Linked DNA regions of Mus musculus: region 2 is linked to region 1. The links are chromatin loops, found by intact Hi-C in ENCODE. Cell type or tissue: left cerebral cortex. All regions are shown on one strand. Each heading gives the region's core, and the rest is flanking DNA. Links, peaks and the distances in the headings are about the cores only.

What was found. A loop is a pair of places that touch in the nucleus more often than their neighbours do. Peaks named below come from ENCODE experiments on the same cell type or tissue, not always from the same donor. Only the 100,000 strongest peaks of a DNase experiment are listed, where the experiment ranks them.
Region 2: a loop joins it to region 1, with 2.4 times the contacts of the local background. A loop is called at or near these places in 4 of 42 quality-filtered maps.

Annotation. Positions count from the first base shown.
Region 1 is chr14:20,145,442-20,153,771 of GRCm38, forward strand. It overlaps Kcnk5 (potassium channel, subfamily K, member 5), which reads right to left. Exons shown (of 5, transcript NM_021542.4): 2 at 1,060-1,171. Among named protein-coding and RNA genes, the nearest start is that of Gm52125, 12 kb to the left of the region's middle. In left cerebral cortex, for the core only: no CTCF peak of the experiment used is centred there; a DNase peak (open chromatin) is centred at 4,549.
Region 2 is chr14:20,233,053-20,241,382 of GRCm38, forward strand. No RefSeq gene overlaps it. Among named protein-coding and RNA genes, the nearest start is that of Kcnk16, 32 kb to the right of the region's middle. In left cerebral cortex, for the core only: no CTCF peak of the experiment used is centred there; a DNase peak (open chromatin) is centred at 3,068.

The DNA.
Region 1 (8,330 bases), core at 279-8,278:
TCCACTGATCACTGGGTACTGCTATGCAAATAAAACAAAGATGCCTGCCCTCACCCAGTGTGGAGGACAGACTCCAAAGATGGCCACTCTGAATCCCTCTGCCCAGACGCTCGTGTCAAGTGTCAAGTGTCAAGACGCTCGTGTCAAGTGTAGTCTGTGAATCTGAGTATCAGTGGCGTGGTTGGCCAGAGTGATATAGGCAGGGGGAGCCGGGAAAAGCCCACTGCTGCTTCCTGTCTTCACGCACTGAATTGGAAGACTCCTCCTTCGAGTGCCCAGCTGCAGAGGCTCTGAGCATTCAACCCCAGCCAGCAGTCAACACCAAGAGTCAAACAGTAGGTGGGAGAAGCCAGGCTGGACTCCAGACCAGTGGGCAGCCACTATTTGACTACCATATGCTAGAGAGCCCACGTAAGAACTGTTAGCTGAACCCAGCCAACCCTGAAAGGGTGAAGATAGTTAAGCCACAGAACCATAGAACAATGGGGCTTTGTGCAGTAAGCAGTCTATCTCACCAGTGTGGTTCTCCCCGTCAAGCCACTCTGGTGTTTCTGCTTGAAGAGTCCAAATGGAATAAAGAACCTTGGGAGCCATGTAAAGGCTGGGTGGGTGAGGTGGGTGGCCTATCATCCCAACAAACGGTGGCACAGACATAGGATCTCTAGAACAAACTAGCTAGACTAGGTGAATTTTTGGGTTAGCTAGAGACCACATCTCAATATATAAGGTAGAGAACAATCAAAGAAGATACTAGATGTTAACCTTGGACCACCAAACACATATATCCTCGAATATATGTGTGCCTACACAAATGCAAACACACACTCACATGTGTGCACACCACACACATAGGCATGCAGAAATAATGAAAAAAAAATACAGTCTAAATCAGGACCTATGGAAGTGGTTGCATAGGTATGGCCAATCACTCGGGACTTACTAAGTCCTTCCTAACCAAAAGGCCAGGGTGAAACTTACAGTCACCAAAGCTGGATTCCTGTACGGTTCTGAGGAGTGAGGATGTGGATCTTGGTGTACTGAAGGTGTTCGGGGACTTACCGATGGTGGTGATGACTGTGGCAGCAAAAATCATTGCATTGGGCCAGTTCCAGTTGTTGAAAGTCTGGTTCCCGGTGATGGCCACACCCTGATCCGCAGCATCAGACACCACCTAAAAAAGAAAACCAAAGAGAAGGTCAGAGACAAGAGGATTTATCAGTGACAAGAGATGTAGCTCCAAGGTGGAGTCCACCTTGCCTAGCAAACATACATACTCTAAGCTCCATTCCAAACATGACATAAACCTGGCATGGTGGCACACACTTGTAATGCCAACACTCGAGGAAACAGAGGAGCCCGCCAATGGTGGCACATGCCTTTAATCCCAGCACTAAGGAGGAGGGACAGGTAAATCTATGAGTTCCAGGCCCCATTGGTCTACAGTGCAAGTTCCAAGACAGCCAGGGCTACACAGAGAAACCCTGTCTCAAAAACCAAACCAAACCAAAACCCAACAAGGAAGAAAGAAAGCAGGGGGAAGGGAATCAGGATTATGCTTCAAGGCCAGGCCGGGCTACCTGAGCCCCTGCCCCAAACTAATACCACCAGCAGCAGCCACACATCTCAAGTGTCCTCATTTAACCACCAGGATACCAAGGTGGGTAGCAGTTCTTTATTATATAGCTGAAACATTTTACAGAGAGGATCAGGGAGGTTGAATGATCTACTCAGGTCCACACAGCTAGGGAGATATACGAAGTAGGCACCTGGTTCGAAAATTTGACAGAAACATATCCTCAAACCACCCAGAGCTGAGAAAGCTTGCACCCCAGGCTTCTGGGAAGGGAGCTCTCCCAAAGAGTTTCCATGTGGTTTCCAAGAAGTGGAGTTCAGGGCCTGAACTCCAAGAGCTACGAGACTATTCCTATCTCTAAGAGGGCAGACTCAATACAGGTACCTCCAATGTCCCCCTATACCTTAGCCCTCTGTGACCTGGGAAGGAGCCTTTAACCACTGCACTTGAGGATGACCACTGAGATCAGCTCAGTATCCTAGAGGCCAAGGATACGTATCAGGATACGTAAACTAGCTAAACCAACCTTTCCCGATCCTGTCCCTCATCGTGACAGGCTCCCTTTTCTCTGAGTTCCTTCTTTTCTCTGACCTGGGCTGAGCAATTGTTGGGACAGAGACAGATCAACAGGTGGCAATTGTACTTCAAGGTGATCCAAACGTACCGGTCCCTACAGTTTCCAACTGGTTGGAAGCCCCAGGGCAGGCATTATCTACTCTAGGAATTTCCCAGAAATACCAAACCTGGTTCTACATACCACTACCTGCCTCACTTACAAACACCGACTCTGCCTACCTCTCAACTCATCTGACCAAAGGAGCAGTATCAGAGCTACATACACCAAGAGCTGCCAGAGACTGTACCCAAGAGACCCATTAGGGGCTCTAAATCTGGGGTTCAAGTTCTGTCATTCAAGGTCAGCCCTGGGATGACCCATCAGCCTAGAGACCAGGAACCCAGCCAAGTTTCCTATAAAATCCAAGCCAAGGACAGCAGGGACCAGAGAGTGGAAACAACGGAGAGGTAGAGAAGCCATCATTCTAAGCCACCCGAAGCATGACTGAGGTTTGGAGGGAAGGAGAGAACGCATGGATGGTTCCAAAGGAATGCACAGTTTGCAGAAGCAGCAGAGGCTGTGTAAATGGATCTGCATACTTTGGCGAAGAATTTTCCATGATGACATGCCCGCTCGACACCCCATCAGACCACAGGCCGCTTGCTGCCCTACCTCCCACTGCCATTCCAAGCTTGGGAGACCATGGAAAGCAGACTATCTTACATAGTCTATGTGTAAGAGCATCTTAGATGCTGCAGACCAGCAGGAGCATACAACAGGTTCTCCCTTCAATTCTGAGAGACTGAACCTACTTACTGGGAAATGGCTCGGGTACCAAGCCACACCTTAGCAGCTATTTAGCCTTTAAAAATCTGTCTGCAGCAGGAGAATGAGGAAAGTCTAGAGCCCCGAGTGTTGACATTAAACAGATGGGAGAAAAGGCAATACCATTTAAGTCCCCACCTGTTATCAGATAGAAATCTTAAACCGGACAACCTAAAACGAAACAGAGTATGCAAGAATGGGGGAGAGTTCTTTCTTGGTCTCCGCTGACCACAGATCAATAAACGGGGTAAAAAGTAAATCCCAGGGTGTGTTACCTGTCCAGAGTTGGAGACACCTAGTCCATTGTGTTTCAAGGTCAGGCCACAAGGAACACACTGTTCCAACTCTGTGTCGGACTATACACGTCATGGTAGTCAATGAGCTCAAGACCAAAGAGAGCCATCATCGAAGTGTTTGAGGATAACCATCTGCCGCTGCAGATTCTCTACTGAGACTCGGTTAGTACAGGGGTGAGCATCGTCCAGGAGGAGTTTATATGGGGGCGCAGAGGACAGGAGACCCTACTCAGGACTAGTTGTAGTTTCTGGAGGGTTAGGAGATGGTGTTCACAGGGAGTACTATATGTCAGACAGGGAGTACGGTTGTGAACAATTGAATCTGTCTTCTCACAGGTTTGCACACGTGGTTAACAGGGGGACAATACTGGCATGAAGTGGATGGCTGACCAAAGGCAATAAATGCCATAGCATTCACAAGACAGCCCTACCCATAATGCCTCAATGCTCCCCTGGAAACAGGCTGACTCAAAGGCCACCGGTAATTCAGAAATCAGTCAGAAAGTACTAAACATTCCCCTGACAGAAGAACTGAAAAATCAGGACAGCATAGAGGATAGCAATGCCGGGCTTCCTGCCCTCACCCCACTGGTGGTGGTGTCCTCCGAGGCACACAGCCTCGCCCTCTTCCTGGCTTATCAGGAGCGGCCGCTCACCTGCTTTCCCCGTGACTTGCGTTGCGTTCTCTTGAGTCACCCATCAAGGACAGATAACTGTGGAAGGCGTTCACTCTCCTAAGAGCCCCTCACCCCGTGAAACACTACAATCGTGGAAAGGCACAGTGTCTTAAAAGAAGGGTGAAAAAGGTAGTGGTGTGCACAGCTCCCCAGAGCCCCTTACTGTTTCTTCCCCTGCCCACCATTCCGAAATATGGCTGCACGGCTTTTCGCCAAACCTGGAACAAGGATGGGGGGGGGGGGGGTGATCACAAGATGGGGCACAAGACTGCCGCTGTGGCCAGACACTCCCTTGCTTGGACTTGGACACATCCATCACCTGCCTGGCTCTTCCTGATTCTGCCAGGTATCACTTGGCACAGAGCTGAGGTCTGAATGCGAACTTCAGGGCCAGCGACTCTTTTTCCCACTGTGTGGAGCCATGGTGGAGAGGCACAGTTGGCCATGGTTGGATCCCACAGGGTGAGGAAGAGGCCTGAATCAGTCTCCCAGAACAAACGAGCTGACCCAGGATGAGGGCCATGCCTGGGTCAAGGGAGGGCTGTGGGGGGGAGGCAGGCAAACCCTGTTAGACAAGGCGTCCTGTTCTCGGGGTTAGAGAAACAGCTTTCACGGGAGGAGGTGGCCCCTGTTCACTTGCAGTATTCTTTAACTTGGCTCCTAAACTCACAAGAGACAATATTTTCACTTTCCTCCTAAGCTGGGAGGGTGATGGAGAGAGGGAGCCGAGCCTGCACAATCCAGGCCAGGCTCCTGTTTGGGGACGGAATCGAGTTCCCTACTTGTCACCTTCATCATAAAGCCAGCGTGATTTATTGAGGTCTTCCTATGAGCCAAGGGGTGTGCTCAGCATTTTACGTGCCTTTTAGCTCATTTAATGAGGACAGGATTCTACTGGGAAGACACTATCATTTTTTCCACGTTGCAAATGAGAGTCTGAGGCTGAGATAGCAAGGAAGTAGCCAGAGGTCATGGTACTAAAAGCTACAAGGCTGGGACTAGAACCCAGGGCCACCTGGGTCCTAACCATGGTGATCCCGCCCCCTTTCCCCACAGAGGGCACAGGAAGGAGACCTATGCACACTTCCAACCTTTCCCACCAGCTGAGAAAACAGTGCCCAAAAACCAGTCCAGCCATTCCCAGCAGGTCTTCTAGTGGCCAACATCCACACGCCCACTCTAACCTGTAGACACCGACCGACCACGCCACCGCAGTCAGGTGGACTTTTCTTTGCATAGGGTGGGGGGAACTGGCCAAGACATGAGCCTACTGCAGGGGTTCCAGCTAAGAAGCATCCATGCAGCTATTTGATCTCTCCCACGACTCCTATGGCTTCCCGAACACAGCCCTTCTTCCATCCTCTACTCCTGACCTGGAAAACTGCAGTCCTATGGTGTTCCAAGAGCCAGAACCCTCGTGCTCTCACTGGCTGCCTCTGGATCCCTTCTTTAATCCTTTGTGCTCACACAGTCCCTCTGTTCTGGAAAGTCACTTCACCTGTCCACGGTGCTTAAGACCTCAAATACTGAAGCCATTATCAGCCTCCTTACTGTGGCTTTTCCAGACACCACCTCTTAACTGTGTAGCTGCTGAAGTGATAGTTGGGCACGTGTGGGGACAGGTACTGATCATGTACTTAAAACACTTCTCTCACGGAATGGCTAGGTCTTGCAAAGCAGGGACCCTTAGCCTATTTTAACGATAAGAAAGCAGGGTCCAGTCCAAGGTAAGTGGCAGAGCTGGGATGTGAATTCAGGCAGGACCACTACAGTACAGAGGGAGAAGATGGAACACTGGGTACGCTGGTTAGTAGAATGAAGTCAGATTTATAACACACTGCCTCAGACAATCACAAAGGAAATGTTAAATGTCACCAGGGGGAAAAAAAAAAGAGTTCCCTGTAGTATAAATGCCAAGAAGAGGCTTTGTATTCCTGGAGCTTAGGTCTCTGCCTCACAGAGAGTAGTCACCGCACGACTGAGTGCCTGTTCCTGTTAAGTGAATTTGAATGAAGAATGGGGTACTCCAGCCTCGGCTCATTTGTCTTCAAATGCCCACACACCCCAACATCTTTGAGCATTATTCTAAAGTTGCTTTATTCTTTTAAGATAGGGACTCATTGTATGGTTGTGGCTGGTCTGGAACTTCCTATATAGACCAAGTGGGCCTCAAGTTTATACAGAGATCCGCCTGCCCCTGCATCTCAGTGCTGGGATGGAAGACTTGCTCCACCATACCTGGCTGCAGTTGGGTTTTAAACAGTTTTATCTGCAACAAAGCAGAGGCTTCTGTCCAGCAGAATCGGGGGAAGCAGTGGGTGTTCTGGATAGAGCTGAGCACTGCACTTGGGAAGGCCACGGGACTGTGCACCCAGCCCAGGGAAGGGAAGGAGCCAGGCTAGAGAGGGGATGAGGGTTAGGGGGGCAGAAAGAGCCAGAGGAAAGGCAACAGAGCATGCAATGGCTGCGCTAGGGGAATACCCATGGGGTAACCAGGTTGTCCTTCCTGCAGGAAGGACACCGGTCACCTCCGGAAACCCTCACAAAGGCAATGGCTATATAGCGAGAGCAGGAAAGGGAGTATAGAAGTCCACGCTGACTGATGGCCGCTTCACTGACTCTTTGCCAACCTCTCCTCTCCAAATGCACTCACCCCTAGTCACAGACAGTCCACTGCGGCGATGACAAGCTGAGCCATCTCAGATACAGGCTGTCTACACACAGAACCAGTTGGACCTACCTGAGATTGAGCTGGGCAAGGTCTCCCAAAGGCTAGCAACAAGGCTTGGGTAAAGTACTTGGCTGCTCTTGGCCTGCATCTTCTGAACACAAGAGGAGCATCCAGGCCCCCGTGAGGGCTGGCCAAGTGTGCCTGCCATCAGCATGCTAGCTCATCTATCTTGGTCTAAATCAGGAGCACAGACACTGTAGACATGAGATCCCACTAAAGACTCACTTGCCCAGCCAGATAGTGGTGGCGCACGCCTTTAATCCCAGCACTTGGAAGGCAGAGGCAGGAGGATTTCTGAGTTCGAGGCCAGCCTGGTCTACAGAGTGAGTTCCAGGACAGCCAGGGCTACACAGAGAAACCCTGTCTTGAAAAAACCCCCCAAAACAAACAAAAATCAAACAAACAAACAAAAAGGACAGGAGGGAGTGGCAAACCCTGGACAGGACTACAAGTTCACAGCCCATGCCTAGAAGGGAGGCAGTGAGAAGCCTTTCTCTCCCTAAGCCTCTTATCGCTTGGCTTCCTCAGACCACATGGAGAAAGCACTACGTCTCCATAGTTAGGTGTCGTGGCAGGAAGAAACTCAGGCACATATAAAGTATCCTTACCTTCAGAAGGGAACCTAATCTCCCCCTGCCTCCAGTTCTGGGCCATCCCTAATAGTGTGTCTGCCATTCAACTAAGCAACAGAGGAGGCTGTCTAGGTGAATAGGGGTTAGCGCTGCACTCCCCAGGTGAGGTGGAGGACAGGAGGGGACAGATGGCAACTTCTCTGAACTTAATCCCTCACTCCCCACCCCCCTACTGTTTCAAGCTTCACAGTCAACAAAAGTCTGCCTGACACTGGCCTCACAGTCACTTGCTGTCCATGTCCATGTCTCTAACACAATCCCCTCCCAGGTGGGAAGCCAAGGGTGGATGAAGACCCCACGTTAAATGGAGGGGTTCTCTGTACAAAAGTTAACAGCTAGATACATGCCAGGTAAACATACTGAGTACAACGTCTGCCAAAATTTTAAAGCTACAGACAGGCATAGGTCAAAGGAGGGAGACCCCAAACCAACCTTCATACACCAAAGCAACTTAGGAATCAGGGTGGGAGATGAGGGAATGTTAGTGTGCCCAGCTGAGCAGCTGGCATCCATCCAATCTGATAATCCCCACTGGGATTTATGGACACATAAGAATATCTTGGAATGGCTAGAGATAACTTGGTCAGTGAAGGGCTTGGGGTGCAAGCATGGGACAGAACCTGGACTCATTCCATCTTCATCATTTATGTAAAAAGTCCCGCAAGCCTGTGATCTCAATGGGGAAGTGGAGGCAGAAGGATCTAGGAGCTTACTGGTGAGCCAGCCTAGTCCATCAGTGAGTGAGCCTGAGGGCACCACTAAGACCAGTCTCAAACAGTGAGGCGGGCTTCTTCTGAGACTAATCTCTGGCTGTCATACACATACAAGTACATGAGCACACACACACACACACACACACACACACACACGCACACACACACACGCACACACACGCGCGCGCGCGCGCGTGCATCTCCATTGCAGACCAGGCCAAGTCAACTCTACCTCTTGCATTATTTTCTCAATGTTAACTTGGGGTTGGGAAGAGATGTAAGGCTTGCTTATATTAGATGAAACTAAGATTTTGACAATACAGAGTC
Region 2 (8,330 bases), core at 42-8,041, 87 kb after region 1:
TCACACCCATTTTTTTTCTCCCAAATGCTTCTTGAATCTTCATTTAACAAACAAACAAAAAAGTCATTTATGTACAGAGCAAATCTTCTCTTCTTGCTTCGACCCTTTCCAAGATTTGTCACAGACTCCATATGAAGTCCAGCTGGTGTCTGTCACCCTCTCCTCTGCTCTGTCCTCTGTCAGTACCTCCTGTGGCTGGCACATGCTGTCCTTTCTCAGTACTATGCTTCTGCTTCCACCATTTTGATTCTTTCTCCCTCCTCCTCGTCAGAGCTTCTCGATCTCTCAGGTCAGCACGACTGTCGGAGGGTTTTGTTTCAGTCTGAGTAACTGTGAGATGCTGACCCCCCTCATATATGTGCAGGCAGGGAACAGAGAGGATGAGGGCACACATTAAAAATAACTTGTTAAACAGGATGTTTTCTTTTAAGTGAACTTTTCTTCAGCATACATTTCTCTAGAGCCTTCCATGTAGAGATGGCTGTTTCCTCCCCTCGTCAGAACTAGCTGGCCCAGAGGGAGAGGACAAGGAGGCGTCACTGAGTGGCCCCAGTCTTGGTCATAAGCAACAGGAGTGTCTTTCTCTCTGGAGGAACAGCTGCCTTGTTATAAGGAGGCCTCAGGCACAGGAGGAAGCCAGGCAGACATGTGCTAAAGTCCCAGTCAACAGCCACCATCAAAACACAAAGGAGTGAGTGTTCCAATGGCCCTAAGCTGAGTTCTCCAGAAATCCTGCTGACGTCAGGAGACACAGACAGTACCCCACTGAGGCCCGACTAAAGTTCAAATTCCTGGGCAAAATAAAACACTACTTTACTTCACTAAGTTTTATAGGACTTTGTTACATGATCGTATTAGTCACTTGTCTCATAGGGGCGACAAAATCCTGACAGAAGCCACTTAAGAAAGGTTTCCTATGGCTCTCAGTCCGTGGGACCACAGTCCACCATGAAAGGAAGACATAGTATGCAGCAGGAGTGGCTGCTCACATTGTGGAGACAGTCACGAAGCAGAGAGAGATGAATGCTGGTAATCAGCTCAGTTTCTCCTTCTTATTCAGTCGGGGCCCCAGGCCCATGGAATGGTGCCCGCCAATTTAGGGTGGGTCTTCCCATCTCACCAGTCTACAGACTTGCTCCCTTGTCGATTCTAAACCCTACTAAGTTGACAATTAACCATTACAATGAATAAACTCCTTTTTCCTCCTACCCAAATCACTTGCTTGACTTGAAAACTACTTTTTCTGGGCTAGGAGAAAAAAGAGGCCAAAAACATAACTAGTTTTTGCCCCTGAGATGGGTCCTCAGGACAAAGCACAGACTGATCAGCAGAGATTTTTTACTCTTGGCCAAGAATAGTTTTAATGAGAGGTGAGCTGATAGAGTAATGGTAGATTCATCTCTCTACCTTTGCAGCTCAGGGGTCTGTAGATATATGGTGATAAAAACAAGAGAGGGAGGTTGGGAAGCTGGGTCTTCCGGCTCAGAGGGCTCTCCTTTGCTTTCCAGCACCCACATGATAACTTACTCCAGTTCCAGGAGATCTAATGCCCTCTTCTGGCCTCTACAGAACTGCACCTATATAGTACACATATGGACATGCAGACAAACACCCATACATATGGCACAAAAGTAACTTTTTTTTAAAGTGAGGAAAAGGTTAGACTAGTAAAGAAAAGGAAGAATATTTACGCATTTTCTGAAAATGGGATTTTTTTCCAGGAATCTTATCACCACTTTGTTTCATTCTTTTTTTTTTAAGATTTATTTATTTATTTATTTATTTATTTAATACATATGAGTACACCACCATTGCTCTCTCTAGACACACCAGAAGACAGACCCCATTACAGATGGTTGTGAGCTGGGAATTGAATTCGGGGCCTCTGGAAGAGCAGTCGGTGCTCTTAACCGCTGAGCCATCTCTCCAGCCCTTTATGGCTCTTGTTAGATGTTGCCATGGCAACCCTCTACACCATGGCACTAAAGGGCATGTCATTCAGCACAAAGATGGACTTATTAGAAGTTGTCTGGGGTAAGCTTGGCAACCATCTTATACCTAACTAGTTTCATCCAGCCCTGTTCAGGAGGAACTACTGGCCTATGGGCATTTCATCCTCCAAGACAAACAAGTTAGGTCAGGGTAAAGATTCAGCTGGGTCACCTAGGCAGTACTCAAGGTGAGAAAGGAGACAGGAAAAGAAGAAATGACAACTCCATTCTCTTTCCACATCGTTTGAGGCAGCACTTCAAGTAAAGCTTGCATTATAAAAACATGAGGACTATTCTAGAATGTAGGTAGGGATCTTTCTTTACACACACACACACACACACACACACACACACACTCATGAGTGTGCATATGCACACACTCAGTTACTTTTCTCATCACAGTGACCAAAACTTGACAGAAACAACTTAAGAAAAGAGAGAGACTTCTTTTGACGCAGTGTGAGGGGGTAGAGTCCGTCATGGTGGCTGGCATGACTTCAGCTGTGTCAGCAGAGTTTTGCAGTATGGCTTGTTCACATCATGGTAAATGATCTCAAGGCAAGAAGTTGAGTTGGGTTGTATCCCTCAAGGCTGTTGTTAACGCCTTCTAATTCAATGGTTCTCAACCTGTGAGTCATGACCCCCTTGGGGTCACCTAAGACCATCAGAAAACAGATATTTATAACATGAGTCATAACAGTAGCAAAATTACAGTTACAAAGTAACAACAAAAACAATTTTATGGTTTGGGTCACCACTAAATGAGGAATTGTATTAAAGAGTCACAGTATTAGGTAGGCTGAGAGCCACAGCTCTAAGTTAAATCATTACTTCGTGAAGAAAAGCTTTTTAAGACTTGGGAAATTCTAAATGGAGACTTGGGAAGACTAAGGAAGTAAACAACTCACAAGTCTTAGGAAGTCTCTGAAACTAAAATGTACAAGGCCCATCCTTTTCCAAAGTTATATGAGCTGTAAGGACTGCTGAGAGTGCCTCTCAGATCATTGGAACTATCTGAAAGAGGCTGAGATGGGACAAACTGCCTAGAAGACACACACTAGCTTGCTGAGTCACACAGAGAGTTCCAGCTTTTCTTAGCTTACACCCCCATGCTAGGCAGAGTTTTCTATTGCAGTTGACTTTGAGTGATCTCTGCTCCTGAAAGTAACTAACTCACTCTCCCACACTCCTGTAAGGAACCCCAATAAAACTCACTGTCCACCAAGTTAGACTTTGGTCATGTCCTTACTTTGGCTTGAGATTGGCTTGTTCACATCTCCCCAGGGTTAGTGTCACACTACAAAGACCCTAATCAAGTGGCCTGAGTCAGATAGGCCTTGAGTCTGAAAGGTTCCGTAATGTCCTATGTCAACACCACCAGCTAGGAATGGAAAATTCAAACACTGAGCCCATGGGCTACATTTACATCTGAACTACAGCAGCATGTTTGTGTCCTTGAAACCCATTCTGTGTCCTAGGCTGTGCCCACACACACACAGGTCTCTGACTCCTCAGGCATAAGCCAGGTCTGTCACAAAGAGAGACTCAGTAAATCTGTGGTGAGGAGGGGGCCAGCAAATGGTTAGTGAGGCCAGGCTCAAGTCCTTCCACAGTGTACTCACATGCACAGGGTTCTGTCCGGGAAAGGAGATGGCTAACAGAGAGACATGAGACATTGCTATCACAGTCCCCATTATTTAGGACACTGCCACCAGGGTTGTCCCTTTCTTTAGGGGGCAGCAGAAGCAACTGGAGGCCCTGTGGGTTAGGGTCTAGAACCAGAAGAAGGTGGTAGCATGCAGTGGAGAGTCTGGCATTCTGTGCTGCTGTTGTTGTTTTGTTTCTTGCTTTGTTTTTGTTTTTTGTTTGTTTTTTTGTTTATTTGTTTTGAGACAGTATTTCTCTGTGTATTCCCTGACTGTCACAGAACTTGCTCTGTAGATCAGGCTAGCATCAAACTCAGAAATCCACCTGCTTCTGCCTCCTGAGTGCTGGAATTAAAGATGTTCACCTCCAGTGCCCAGCAAGTCTGACATTCTGTATGCTCACGCTTCTGTAAATATTTGCTGAGTTCAGTTGAGTGGAAATCCACCTGTTAAGCAGGTAATCACTAACATGGAGCAACAGTGCCTTGAAGGAAGGTTGGGATATGTGGAGGCATTGAGAGGGTCCTCCTCTGAGGTACCTGGGACCTGTATCATAAGGGAGGGGCATTGAGAGCTGGAGCTGGGACCTCCAGACTGCTAAGTACAAAGACAAGGCTTGTCTATGGTGGCACGGAAGTCCTTACAGGACAATAACTCAGGGGGACAGGCAGGATGGGACAGAGATGGAAAAGATGGCTGGCTGTGGAGGTGGGCCACTGGCAGCCTTGAGGAACCCAGAAGCTATCTTTTAGGCTTTGCTCATGTGTTAAAAGCAGTGAGAAATCACTGAGGTGGTTGGCAGAGGCATGAAAGATCCAGTCTGATGTTTTCCATGTGTGCATGTGCACACACATGTGCATGTGTGTTTATAGGACAACCTTAGCTGTCCTTCAGGAGCTGGACACTTTTGTGTGTGTAAGAAAGATGTCTCTCACTGGCCTAGAACTTGACATGTGGGCTAGACAGTCTGGCAGCAAGCCCTGGGGATCCACCTCCTCTGCACTGGGCTTCCAAACACAGGCCACTGCAAACAACATTCACATACATGCTAGAGACTGAACTCAGGTCCTCTGCCTACACAGTAAGCCCTTTATCTCCTCAGACCTCCACAGCATACCCCACCCCCAGCTCCTCGGAGGAGAAAGGACATAAGGACAGTAATGGGCATCAGGTATTTTTGAGGTGGAGAAAGTGGGTTTTGGGCTAGTTGGTGGCAGTAGGACAGGGAAGAAATCACAGTTAGACTCCCGTCAGTAGGGACTAGTAATAAATTATCCAGGACGAAAGCAGAGAGAAAGAGGTCAGCATATGTCCAAGGAGGCTACTGCATGCCAGGGACTGAGAAGACAGAGGCAGGTTGTACATTCAGGCTTCTAGAAAGTTCTGAGGACAGTCCTGAGATCTAATCCATGAACCACACAGTAAATCATTGTAAGGACACAGCCCAGTGGCTTTTAGTCTATTCATGGACAAGTGTGACATCTCCATAGTCTATTCTAGAACATCCTCATCACTTCCAGTACACCAGCTCCTTAAGCTATTGCCTCCTTCTAACCATTCCAAACAACTGAACTCCTTTCTGAGTGTATGTAGGTGTCTCTGTGGTGTGTGTGTGCACGCGCATGTGAGTGTGCATATGAATATCCATATATATGAATATATGTAGATATATGGATGTATATGGATTCATTCTATAAATTCTGACAATACAGTGTGGGTGGATACATGCCTATGCATACTCGTACGTGTGAACAACCCCAAGTGTCATTATTCAGGAGTTGTCCTTATTGCCTGTGTCCTTTTTAAAGATTTTTTAAAATATTCATGGTTTTGAGTGCGTGTGCATGTGTGTGCATGTGTGTGTGTGTGTGTGTGTGTGTGTGTGTGTGGTTTACCATGTATGTGCAGTGACAGAATAGGCCAGAAGAGGGCATTGGATTGCTTGGGACTGAACTTACAGCCAGCTGTGAGGTGTCCTGTTTGTGTTGTGAGCAGAACCTAGACCCTCTGCAAGAGGAGCCAGTGCTTTAACCACTAAGCCTTCTCTCCAGCTCCCTCTTTGGGTTTTGAGGCAGGATCCACACTGGCTGGCCCGGGAGCCTCGGGGAGCTTCCTGTCTCCTCTTCCTCAGCACTGTGATTACAAACAGGTGCTGCCACCACATGTGGGTTCTGGGGATCGAACTTAGTTCTTCACATTTTCACAAGGAGCACCCACCCACTGAGCACTGTCCCCGGCCCAACTTGTCTACTGCCTATCTTTGTATGTCCCACTCTGCATTTCCACAGGGGCAGGACCTCAGTCCGACACTTGATACCTGACCTTTTTGTGGAGCATTTGATTATGACCCTATCACATCATAGCACCGGTCTGTGTACATCCATTCCCTTTCCAGACAAGGTCTCATAGGATGACTTTGAACTTCTGATACCCCGGCCTTCACCTCTTGAGTGTGAATGTTACAGGCATGGACCCCCATGCCTGGCTTATGTGATATTGGGGATGAAACCCAGGGCTTCACACGTGCTAGGCACATAGTACATCAACCCTGTTTTTAGCCCTTAAATGGAGCAGTTTGGTCAACCATGTGCACAGTAATTGCTGGTGCCAGGACAGAGGCCTGGGCTAGGTCTGCTGATGTTTCTGAACACCATAGTAGAAACTTCTAGTATTTTTTCAAGCCTTCCACTTTTTAGTCTTTTATAACTGGTTACTTTGTCAAGTAACTGTAAGACTACATTTCCCAGTTTCTCTTGCAATGAAACAGTCCAGTGTGATTTTGTTCTATCACTGAAATATAAGCATCTAAAGGGGGATGTGGAATGCGATAATACTCTTCTTCTTCTTCTTCTTCTTCTTCTTCTTCTTCTTCTTCTTCTTCTTCTTCTTCTTCTTCCTCTTCCTCTTCCTCTTCCTCTTCCTCTTCCTCTTCCTCTTCCTCTTCCTCCTCCTCCTCCTCCTCCTCCTCCTCCTCCTCCTCCTCCTCTTCTTCTTCTTCTTCTTCTTCTTCTTCTTCTTCTTCTCTTTTCCTTCTCCTTCTCCTCCTCCTCCTCCTCCTCCTCCTCCTCCTCCTCCTCCTCCTCCTCTTACTGAATACAGACAAAATGGCTGGAGCTCAAGCAGCCATCACGAGCCATGACAGAAGACCAGCAGTCTTGGTGGTGGTGGTGGTGGTGGTGGGGACTCAGGGAAAAACAGCATCAGAAATGAAAAGTGTCTCTCACATCAGATTTAGCTGGCTGCCGGAACATTGGCAGATAATGACCAAAGCTGAGCAGAAAGGTACCTGGGTGACATGTCTGATTCCAGAATTGGAGTTCCAGTCTCCTCAGCCCCACACAGAAGCCCCAGTACCTGTCTTTGGAGACATTTTATCTGTAATTGTCAGGATTCTTGGGAGTTTACCAAATCCCCAAGGCTAAGTGTGAGCACTGAGTCAGAAGCCTGGAACCTACAATCTACAAGCATCCCAGAGAAACAGGCCACCATCAACCTGAGCATCTCCAGGAAGTCAGGGAAATGGTCCAGCCCTCCCCAAGCTCAGAACAATGTCCGCCAAGATATCCCATGTGAAAGTAATTAGATTTCTCTAGTTATGGCCATAAGTTTCACAGAGAAGACATGCTCTCATGGAAGGAAGAGGGGGATAAAAGTGAGGGAGGAAAGAGGGAGAAAGGGAGAGAAAGAAAGAGGAGAGAGGAGGGAGGAAGAGAAGAAGAAAAGAAAAGGGATTCACCTAAAATGTTCTCACACCTGTGTCCAAAAAGGTGAGGGGAGTTAATCCCAGCACTCAAAAGGCAGAGGCTGGGGGATTTCTGTGTCTTTGAGGCAAGACTCTCTGTGTACAGCAAGTTCCAGGCCAGCCAAGGGCTACATAGTGATATTTTTGTCTCAGAAAACAAACAAAAGCCAAAAGAAGAAAGACAGAGACTGGTTCGTTTATTGGTTGATTTCATATTCTCCAGGCCTTCCTTCTCATGCTGTCCCTGACTCCACCTCATCTATGGCGCCTTTGGCCATGGAGCCATTGGCTAAGTGCTATGGTCCCCAGCACCTCCCAGGGTCCAGTCTGCCCAGTGAGCTTGGTTAGGCCATTCAGAGTGGGTTGTCAATGTAAGACCACAGCTGGCTTGATCATTTTAATGTACAAGGTTTGCCTCCTGATCCAAGATCACTGTTGCAATATCAACCATACCATCCCTGTCCTAACAAGGTTGGAAGAACAAAAGTCCAAAAAGGAATGGGCTCTCCCTTTAAAGACGATTTTCAGAGGCTGTTCACATGCCTGAATAAACTGGTAAAACACTGGTTCTTTTTTTCCTTTTCACACAGCATGGGCGCTGTCTCTGGGACCAAACACCTGCCGGAAACAAACTAAGGAAGGAGTAAGGGTTTGTCTGCGCTCAGGGTTTCGGTGGGATCAGACCTGGGTCCCTCAGCTCATGTATGCTCTTAGGAAGAGCATCATGGCAGCTGGGAGAGTGGCAGGGAGGCTAATCACTTCTTGGCAGGCAGGAAGCAGAGAGGGAAATACAGGGAGGGACCAGGGCAAGACTATGTCTCCAGTGACCTCTTTCCTCTAAGAAGGCCCTGCCCCTGCCAATAACACCATATGACCTCACCAAGGGACGAGCTTTTCATCATTCTGGAGCCCTTGGGATTGTTTCTAGAAATACCCACAATCACCCAAGGG